Regions from separate parts of the Mus musculus genome. Here regions 1 and 3 are each linked to region 2. Evidence: chromatin contacts called from ENCODE Hi-C or POLR2A ChIA-PET data. All regions are on one chromosome and are shown on one strand. Each heading gives the region's core, a stretch centred on a gene start or an enhancer-like site at or near the end of the contact. The rest is flanking DNA. Distances are from core to core; before and after follow the strand shown. Region 1 overlaps Fam163b (family with sequence similarity 163, member B). Region 2 holds the start of Adamtsl2 (ADAMTS-like 2). Region 3 has its middle 8.0 kb from the start of Gm13398.

Region 1 (2,700 bases), core at 33-2,532, 41 kb after region 2:
GGGAAAGTGGCCTGTTCTACACCAGTCCCATCCAGACAAACGTTCAAGGTCAGGTTAGAGCCAGATCTACGGATGTGCTCAGGAATGTGTAGGGTCTCGGGGGCTCCCTCCATCTTCCTCAGTGCAGTAATGTGTTCTCTACTGCCCCATGACTGCTGAGCCTTAAATCTCCTCTGTACTAATGCCCTAAATCGTACGGCACCCTCATGGGAACACGCACTGCAGCAGACAAGTCTGCAGCAGACAGTTTGGGGTACAGCCCAGCCTTGCCCTGGCTCTCCCCTCTGGGCTCTGCCTCTGAGCCAAGAGGCTCCAGTGGCTGCATTTATGCCCTTCTTGTTTGTCCTTTGATTATAACAGGGGTATAAATGGGCTTGAGGTGGACACAGACCCTAGGGTTGGAAAGCTTCTCTCTTGAGAATTAGGAGGGAATTAGGAGACTCTCGGCTCCCTGCTGGTCAGCGGCATGTGTGAAGACACATGTGGCAAGGGCTGGCATCCTCAGCTAAATGTGTAGAGAGTCAGGAGAAACAGACACAGATGTGGAGATGTCCTAGAAGTCTCCAGGACCCTCTGAGACTATAAAAACATCGCTTTAAGTGGGTTTCTCCTGTTCACACCCAGGGCAGATGACTATAGAAGCCAAATACTGGTGTGAACTTGTTGCATTCAGAGAAGCCAAAGAGGAGAGAAGTGGCTAGCAAGTTGGACTTGAGTGCCTTTAAGGTCAAGATTCAATGTCCTGCAGTGACTCTCCCCTGGGGCTCACATGCAGGCTCACTGGCAGCCACAGGGACTGGGGCTGGATTCTACCAACAGCGTATGCCCCAGTCAAGGGTGCCCTTATGTATGCAGGGCTGGAACTGAGGGGAGAAAGGAGCTTACAAGAGGCATGGCAGAGCAGGGGTTCCTCCTCAGGACAGAGAAAGAAGTGGCCTATACAATGTACACAAACAGACCTGAATGCCAGCCTGTGCTTCTCCAGTCAGTCACCGAACAGGCCCAAATGCCTCAGTTTCCTCCCTAGGAAGATTTGAGAAACACTGAGAATTCTGGGAGGGGCAGGCTGATATCATGTGATAGGCATGAATCAGGTCTCCAAGGGATCTGGCCACACTCACAGTAGAGCCTCTCCCAGGCCTGAGAGACACACAGCCCTCACTTGGCCCTCAGACCCAGGCTGCTTTTTGCTGCTCCTTGGGGCCTGGGTCCTCTCCAGCGGCAGGCAGCCTGGCGGCATGATGGGAAGGCTGCCAGCTCAGGCCAGGTGCCCAGGGCTGTCAGCAGCCGCTGCTCCAACACCCGGGCCATCCAGCTGGAGCGTCTCAGCATCGCTTTGCAGATACATACACACCCGCAATGGGCGCCAGGTCCCAGGGCTGGCCCAGGACAGCCATACAGGCCACTGGCAGCTCTGCTCAAGATCCAGCCTTACATCATCTCTAGTTAACTACCAACTGTCTTGGGGGTGACCAGGCTTCCCTTGGCTCTAGTCTCCTGCCTTCCCTCAGGGATACCCTTTTCCCATACTTCCACTGCCATCAGAGCTGAACATATGTTTGCTTAATCCAGAAAGCCTTCCTGAATTTCTTCAGCGTGTACCACGTATTTGAGAAACACCAAAGGAACCATGTGGCATGCTTCTCGTCAATGGGAGGAGTGAAGGACTGGCGCTCACTTCCTTCCACCTCACCCTGATGTTCTTGGGTTCTTCCCTATACTTCCCCTCAAGGGCTAGGACTTTTCACAGCCGCCCCCCTACACACACACACACACACACACACACACACACACACACACAGCTTAGGTTAGAGGTCTCTTCCTGGGCCCTAGCTCCCTCATCTGCAATGCGGATTCAGTACAGCTTATCCTTCCATCTACTCCACGTTGTTGGATTTTTAACCAACCTGCAAGGAGTCTTGGTGATTTAAATGTACAACCAAATGTGAGAGTCGTGGATGAAAACAGTGTCCAGGTGCATGGCCGTTCTTAGTGGGTGGAACGATTTGTCTGGTTAATTCCGATAATGAATGAGACTCTGGCATGCTAACTAGTTACAAGAGCCCCTCGCGGTCGGCATCCCCCAACTTCTTAGAGGGACAAGTGGCGTTCAGTCACCCAAGATAGAGCAGTAACAGGTCTGAGATGCTCTTAGATGTCCAGGGCTGCACAGGCGCTACACTGACTGGCTTAGCGTGTGCCTAGGGTAACCCATTGAACCCCATTCGTGATGGGGATCGGGGATTGCAATTATTCCCCATGAACAAGGAATTCCCAGTAAGTGCTGGGGGTTGGGGGGAGAAGAAAACAGTGTCCGGCACTGAGCCAAGGTAGCAGAGAAAGGGATTCTAGTTCATCTGTCCTTGCCTAGGGGAGATCTTCCCACCAGGTTCTGAGAAAGGCTAACCTGAGTACCTGAGAGAAACAGGATGCTTTGGGGCTCAGGGAGAAGGGGCTGGGGAGCTTTCTGGAGCAGGCTGCTAAGTTGGTCCTTGAGGGAAGCAGTAGAGGGAAAGAGGCTGAAGGACCCAGGACAACCTGGCAGAGACCACCCTACAGCCTGTCTGCAACCCTAAGGCAATTCTGCAGTCTTCTCATGCCAGCCAAGGCAATTTGGCAAGGCTCTTGCTGAACTGTTAATTACCCCCCGGGGACCATAAATGGGTTTACAACCTTATAAACAGGAGCTCTCCGTCCCCA
Region 2 (2,700 bases), core at 52-2,551:
GAGAACAGAAGCTGAATACCTTAAGGTCAGTCACTACTGAACACCGGCAGAGTGAGAGCTGACCCTCTGCCCCCTGTCGCAGTCTAAGCTGGGAGAGCCAGCCAGCATCTTTGAAGAACCAGGCAGAAGGAGAGGGTGTGTGGCAGAGCAGCGCCGCAACCTGTATCTGTCACAACTTTGACTGGTGGCTTTAGCAGACCACTCCACTTCCCAGCCTCAGTTTCTCCTCGGTAAAGTACAGATGATGAAGATGCTTGTCACCTGACTCAAGCCTCACAGAGAGGCTGGGTGCTGATTGGTTTTTGCTGGTTGCTTTGTTCTTGGCTGCGGTCTGGTGGTCAGACACAAGACTTCCCCCAGGGTATCACTCTTAGCAGCCCAAAGAGGCAGCTGAAGAAGCTTATCATCTAGCACAGAGGGAGGGACAAGAGGGAGGGACAGAGAAAAGGAGAGGACTTCCAGTCCCCACTACAGGGACAGAGGCATGGATGAAATGGCTCAGCCAGCTTGTGGGATGTTGTTTCAGAATCACTTAGCATTTGAAGGTGCCTGTTTTCCAGGACGGGGTGCTTCAGAGAGCAGGAAATGTCAGAGCAGACATCTCATCATCCAAAGTCCTCTTGGATTCATAAGACTTCAGCTCTAGCTCAGCAGGGACAGAGCTCTTGAGTCCTGCTTGCTTGCCAATAGCTGCCCAGCTGCTGTGGGGTCCAGCCAAGCTGGTACCAAACATCTGCAGAATACCCCGTGCCGACGATCTTCCTAGACATCTGGTCGATAGGCTGTAGCCACCTCTTCCTCTCCCTGGAGCCATTGGTTGGTTGATCTCTGGATGTATCTCAGTTCCTCCGTTGTTCAGGTCTGTTTTCCAAGGACGGAGGGTGGCCTGCACCCGTGCAATGTCTGGACCTCTGTGTCTTCCCTGTGAACAGGAGCCGAAAGCCTGGACATCACATGGTTTCCAGCCTTCTCTGGAAGCTGAAGTTAGATGGGTGGGTCAAGGGGGCTCCGCTCCACCACTGCCAACCTCCCTCCACATGACCTCAGGCTAATTGATCCATTAGGGTCAGTCACTCTGGACCTAGGCAAGCCAGTCTCAGGCTCACTCACTGATCCTGGACTGTGGCAGCAGCAGCCAGCAGGCAGCTGGACAGCCTGGCCATACTCCAGAGGAGCAGAGCGGGTTAAAGTGTGCGCCCGGCCAGCCGCCAGCAGGCTGGGCGGGGGAGCAGCGGTGGGAAGTGTGAGTTCCTCCCCGTCTGCCTGACAGCTATAAAGGCAGCTGCGGCCACAGAGCAGCCACTGGGCTGAGAGCCCCTCCTGGGAACCCCCTCCCTTGAATGCTCTTTGAAGTGGGAGAGGGAGGCAGCTGGGGAAGCAGGACCAGAGACAGGCAGAGCCCGCACATCTCTGCACTCACCTTCCTGCACCGTGCACCTGGCAGTAGCTCTCACCCTTTTCTCTAAAAGGAGGACAACCTGCTGACCCTGGGTGAGGTAGGCCACTACATACTTGTCCCTGCTCATACTGTGGTCTTTGGGAGGTGTGAGATGTAGCTTATCCCAGACCAGCCAAGCTGTTCAGAATGGGGGCCGGGGGATGTCCCAGCCCCTGGTGAGGGTATTCAACCACAGAGAAAGGGGGGAACAACCTATGCCACACAGTGGCAGGGTGGTCCTGAGGCAACAACCTTGGTACTAGCAGTTGCTGTCTGGTCTGCAAAGCCATGCTGTGGTGGGCCTGTTGAAGGTTTTGGACCCTAGGGAGAGATGGATCCTGTTTGAGCTGGACTTGGCTGGAATCCAGCAGTGTCTGGGAGCCTTAATGAAAACCAAGTGTGAGGCTGACTGGGCACCTGTCTTTGGCAGCAGCAGGGACTGGGGAGCCATGGAGGCTAATGGGACTGTGTGAGATGGGGACTCTGTGCTGGAGTGAAAATAGGGACTCAGATGGAGACCTTCAGTGTCGGGGGTGGGTGGACGTAAGGGTGATGCTGACCAAGCTCCTGGACACCTGCAGGAGAAGGAGGGAGGGAGGGAGAAAAAAAGGGAGAGGGAGAAGGACAGAAGGACAGTAGGACAGTAGGACAGTTGGTATCAGGGCTTCGAGGGTGCTGACCATTTCCAGACTTTCTTCCCCTGGAATTGCTGGGTGCGACTGAGTCCCTAAGTTTGCTCTGTGGTGTGTGTGTGTGTGTGTGGTGGGGGAGGGGGCAGTAGGCTACCTTGTTGTGTGGCTTTGGGCAAGCTGCCTCTTTTTTCTGAAGCCCATTGTCTAACTCACCAGCAGATGACACCCACCTGGGACAAGCTACATTAGCTTCCTTTCTAGGACAGGGTTTAAATTGAGGTGCGCAGCAGCCATTCTGAGAGTTGGAGCAGCAAGGCTGGAAGCTCTCTTGATTTGATTCACCGTAACCCTTGGTGGGTGTTTGGGTTTGAGGGGCTGTTTTGTTGGAAGGGAATCAGGAGCCAGGTGCAGGCTGTACCTCCTTCTGCCCCTCCTCCATATCTCTGTTCTCTCAAGAGAGAAGGGCCCTGAGACAAAGTTTGGAGCTAAGACGAAAGGATGGAGACTTACCATCCAGAGACTACCCCACCCGGGGATCCATCCCATAATCAGCCACCAAACCCAGACAATATTGCATATGCCAGCAAAATTTTGCTGAAGGGACCCTGTTATAGCTGTCTTGTATGAGGC
Region 3 (2,700 bases), core at 95-2,594, 35 kb before region 2:
ATTCTCCCATGGAGATGCTGTCTTGGCTATCTGTCTCTGTCTCTCTGTCTCTGTCTCTCTGTCTCTCTCTCTCATTGTTTTTGTTTGTTTGTTTGTTTGGTTGGTTTTTTTTTTGAGTCCCCTTCATCTAGATATAGACTGAAACAAAAATCACAGTCTACTTTGTACTGTCAAGGAAGGACCTTGCCCATTAAGGAGATCCTAGTGTCCAGGGGCTGGTGAATTGTGTGCACGTATACTCAGTACTGGGGCCTGTACTCCTATGACCTGTGCAATGCAGGGCCCTATAGGAGTTGTGGCCAGCAGGGGGCACTTCTGTGCTGGGCCTGGAGCTCTGCTGCTGGCTGATCACAGAGGCTGCTGAGATACTGCTGTTCCCAGACTGAGCAGCACTGAGCATCCAGGCAGGGGCGGCCAGCACTTCTGCTCATCTCTCTTTTTACCCTCTTTTCTCTAGTTAGTAGTATAGGTCCCTCTTTGTGCTGCTCCTCCCAGCTCGACTCTCATCCCTCCTGTTTAAAAGTCTAGACACCATATCTACGTTAACCCCCCCCCCCCAGGCCCTAGGGACCGGGCTGCAGATTGGCTATGTGGAATGGCCGGCAGCTCAGCAGTACTCTGGCTTGAGAATCCATCCTGGTTGCATTTGGATGGTGGGGCTCATGTGAAGGACCCCTCTCTCCCTAGATCTAAGTGTGGCAAGCCTCACACACTTTCCCGGCTAACTAATACTCCAGAACATGCAGGTTCTCAGAGAAAGGCTAGTCCCGATACCAAATGGCCCTTCAGAAGTGCAGAGGGCACTCTCTTGGATACCTAGGGTCCTTAGCCCCAGGATCCAGTGCTCCATCTAATCTGTATGAAGTGCCACGTGCTTCTGTTTGCTCACTGGTGCTCAGGACTGGCATCTGCAAGAGTTCTCCTCCTCCACTTCACCCCCAAAGCTGGCTGGCCTGGTGTAGACTTGACCTGGAACCAGCTCCTGGCCTCTGGGAAGCCCAGCTGTAGCTGCCTTGGCCTTCCCCCCAGCAGGAGCTGAAACCCTTGACTTCTCCAGTCTCTGGCTGGCGAGCAGCAGCCAGGCCTCCGGGAAGGATTCCTGGGGTGCGGTGTTGGTGGCTGGCTGCAGTACAGGGCATGGATCCCTGCAAGGCAGGCTCTCTCCTGGGAACTCTTGTCTGTCTGTCTGTCTGTCTGTCTGTCTGTCTGTCTTGCTCCAGCTGATTGGGTGGTCTGGGAGGGGACAGATGTGAAGCAAGCATGTGTGCAAGCATGTGTAGCTGGTGTCTGGTAGGTACTCATGGGAAACCACACCTCAGGGACACCGTGTGTTTAGGGACCATGCTGGAACAGGACACTGGTGTATCCCTGGAGGGACAAAGGATGTTAGAACCTGCTGTCAAGGCTCTAGTCACTTTTTATTGACCTTGGACACAGCACCCAACTTTCCTGCCCTTTAGAAGCCTCTGCTGTAGAATCGGGTGGCAGCCCAACCCACCAGGAAGGGCCATCTCAGAAGTTAGATGGACTGTTTCCTGCAGTGGATTGGGAACCACAGTGGCCAAAGAGCCAGGCATGAAGCCCAGCAGGGTGCTGCAATGGTCTTTTGTTTATCGGTGTACCTACAGTCCTCTACCACACATGGGTAACTGAGAAAGTTCATGAACTCACCCAGCATCACCACTGACCTCTGTTGCTAGTGAGTTAAAATAGAAATTTAAAGTATTGGTACAGCCTGGATAAGAGGTTGTAAATATGGCTCAGCAGATGCAGGGCTTGCTGCACAAGCTTGACGATCTGGGTTTGGATCCCGCCACCTATGTAAAAGCTGGGTCCAAGAATAACCTCATTTCTGCAGGACAGAGAGAGGCAGAAGCCTGGGGGCTTGCTGGTGAGCCAGACAGCCAAAGCAGCAAGCTCTAGGTCCAGTGAGGAGCCATGTTTAAGAATTAAATAAGGTGGCAAGCCATAAATGAAGATACCCAGGGCCCATCTCTGGCCTCTCCAAGTGTATCTGCACAGACACAAAATAAACAAAGCTGCAAACAGCTAAGACCTGGGTGTTCTTCACACATCATATTCTGAGAACTACTAGATCTGGGCTGAGGACCTGGAGGGGAAACTGAGGCTGTGATACTGAGTCCTGGCTTTTAGGGTTCTGTCAGGCAGGCAGACACCTCCTGAGATGAGTGACTGCAGAGAGAAAGGTGTGTACAAGGCAATCTAGGAGCATGTGACCGGGAAGGAATCAGAGTGTTTGCACACATATATGTGCACACAGAACACACATACACACACAGTTGGGAGTACATGATGCCTGAGTGGGTGTTTGACCTTGACACCTGAATGACAGAGCAGGTAAAGCTGCCTGTCCTGTCCTGTTTAATTTTTGTGAACTTGAAACAAACCTAGACATACCTGAGAAGAAGAAAACTCAACCGAAGAATTTCCTCCATCAGATTGGCCTGTGGGCATGTCCATGGGCCTTTTCTTAATTGTTAGTAGCCAGCTAACATAGGAGGGCCCAGCTGTATGGGCCTGTGGGCCTGGCCAGTATAAAAAAGCTCACTGAGTCACGGGGAACAAGACTATACATAGCACTGTGTGGTCTCTGCTTCAGTTCCTGCCTTGGTTTTCAATGACGTGGGCTGTAACCTGTAAGTCAAGCAAACCCTTTTCTCCCCAGGTTGCTTCTGGTCA

The links. Hi-C counts contacts between places; a loop is a spot of excess contacts on that map. ChIA-PET counts read pairs that join two places held with the same protein, here RNA polymerase II (POLR2A).
Region 1: a map of heart shows a loop between it and region 2 (4-fold over the local background). The contact joins the enhancer-like site here to the promoter of Adamtsl2 in region 2. A Hi-C loop is called at or near these places in 11 of 37 maps with a recorded cell type or tissue (CH12.LX, gastrocnemius, heart and 2 more). POLR2A ChIA-PET finds 5 or more read pairs at or near these places in 1 of 5 experiments (Patski).
Region 3: a map of heart shows a loop between it and region 2 (2.7-fold over the local background). The contact joins the enhancer-like site here to the promoter of Adamtsl2 in region 2. A Hi-C loop is called at or near these places in 5 of 37 maps with a recorded cell type or tissue (heart and v-Abl transformed pro-B cells).

What each region holds. Positions count from the first base shown.
Region 1 is chr2:27,119,195-27,121,894 of GRCm38, forward strand. All of the region lies in intron 1 of Fam163b (family with sequence similarity 163, member B), which reads right to left. Among named protein-coding and RNA genes, the nearest start is that of Gm36882, 18 kb to the left of the region's middle. Within about 2 kb of position 1,283, at least 2 of the 3 ENCODE cell types and tissues checked have a DNase peak (open chromatin) inside an H3K27ac peak, as active enhancers do; they include gastrocnemius and heart, where a contact is called at or near this core.
Region 2 is chr2:27,078,078-27,080,777 of GRCm38, forward strand. Adamtsl2 (ADAMTS-like 2) reads left to right here and starts at 1,302. Exons shown (of 19, transcript NM_029981.2): 1 at 1,302-1,496.
Region 3 is chr2:27,043,352-27,046,051 of GRCm38, forward strand. No RefSeq gene overlaps it. Among named protein-coding and RNA genes, the nearest start is that of Gm13398, 8.0 kb to the left of the region's middle. Within about 2 kb of position 1,345, at least 1 of the 3 ENCODE cell types and tissues checked has a DNase peak (open chromatin) inside an H3K27ac peak, as active enhancers do; it is heart, where a contact is called at or near this core.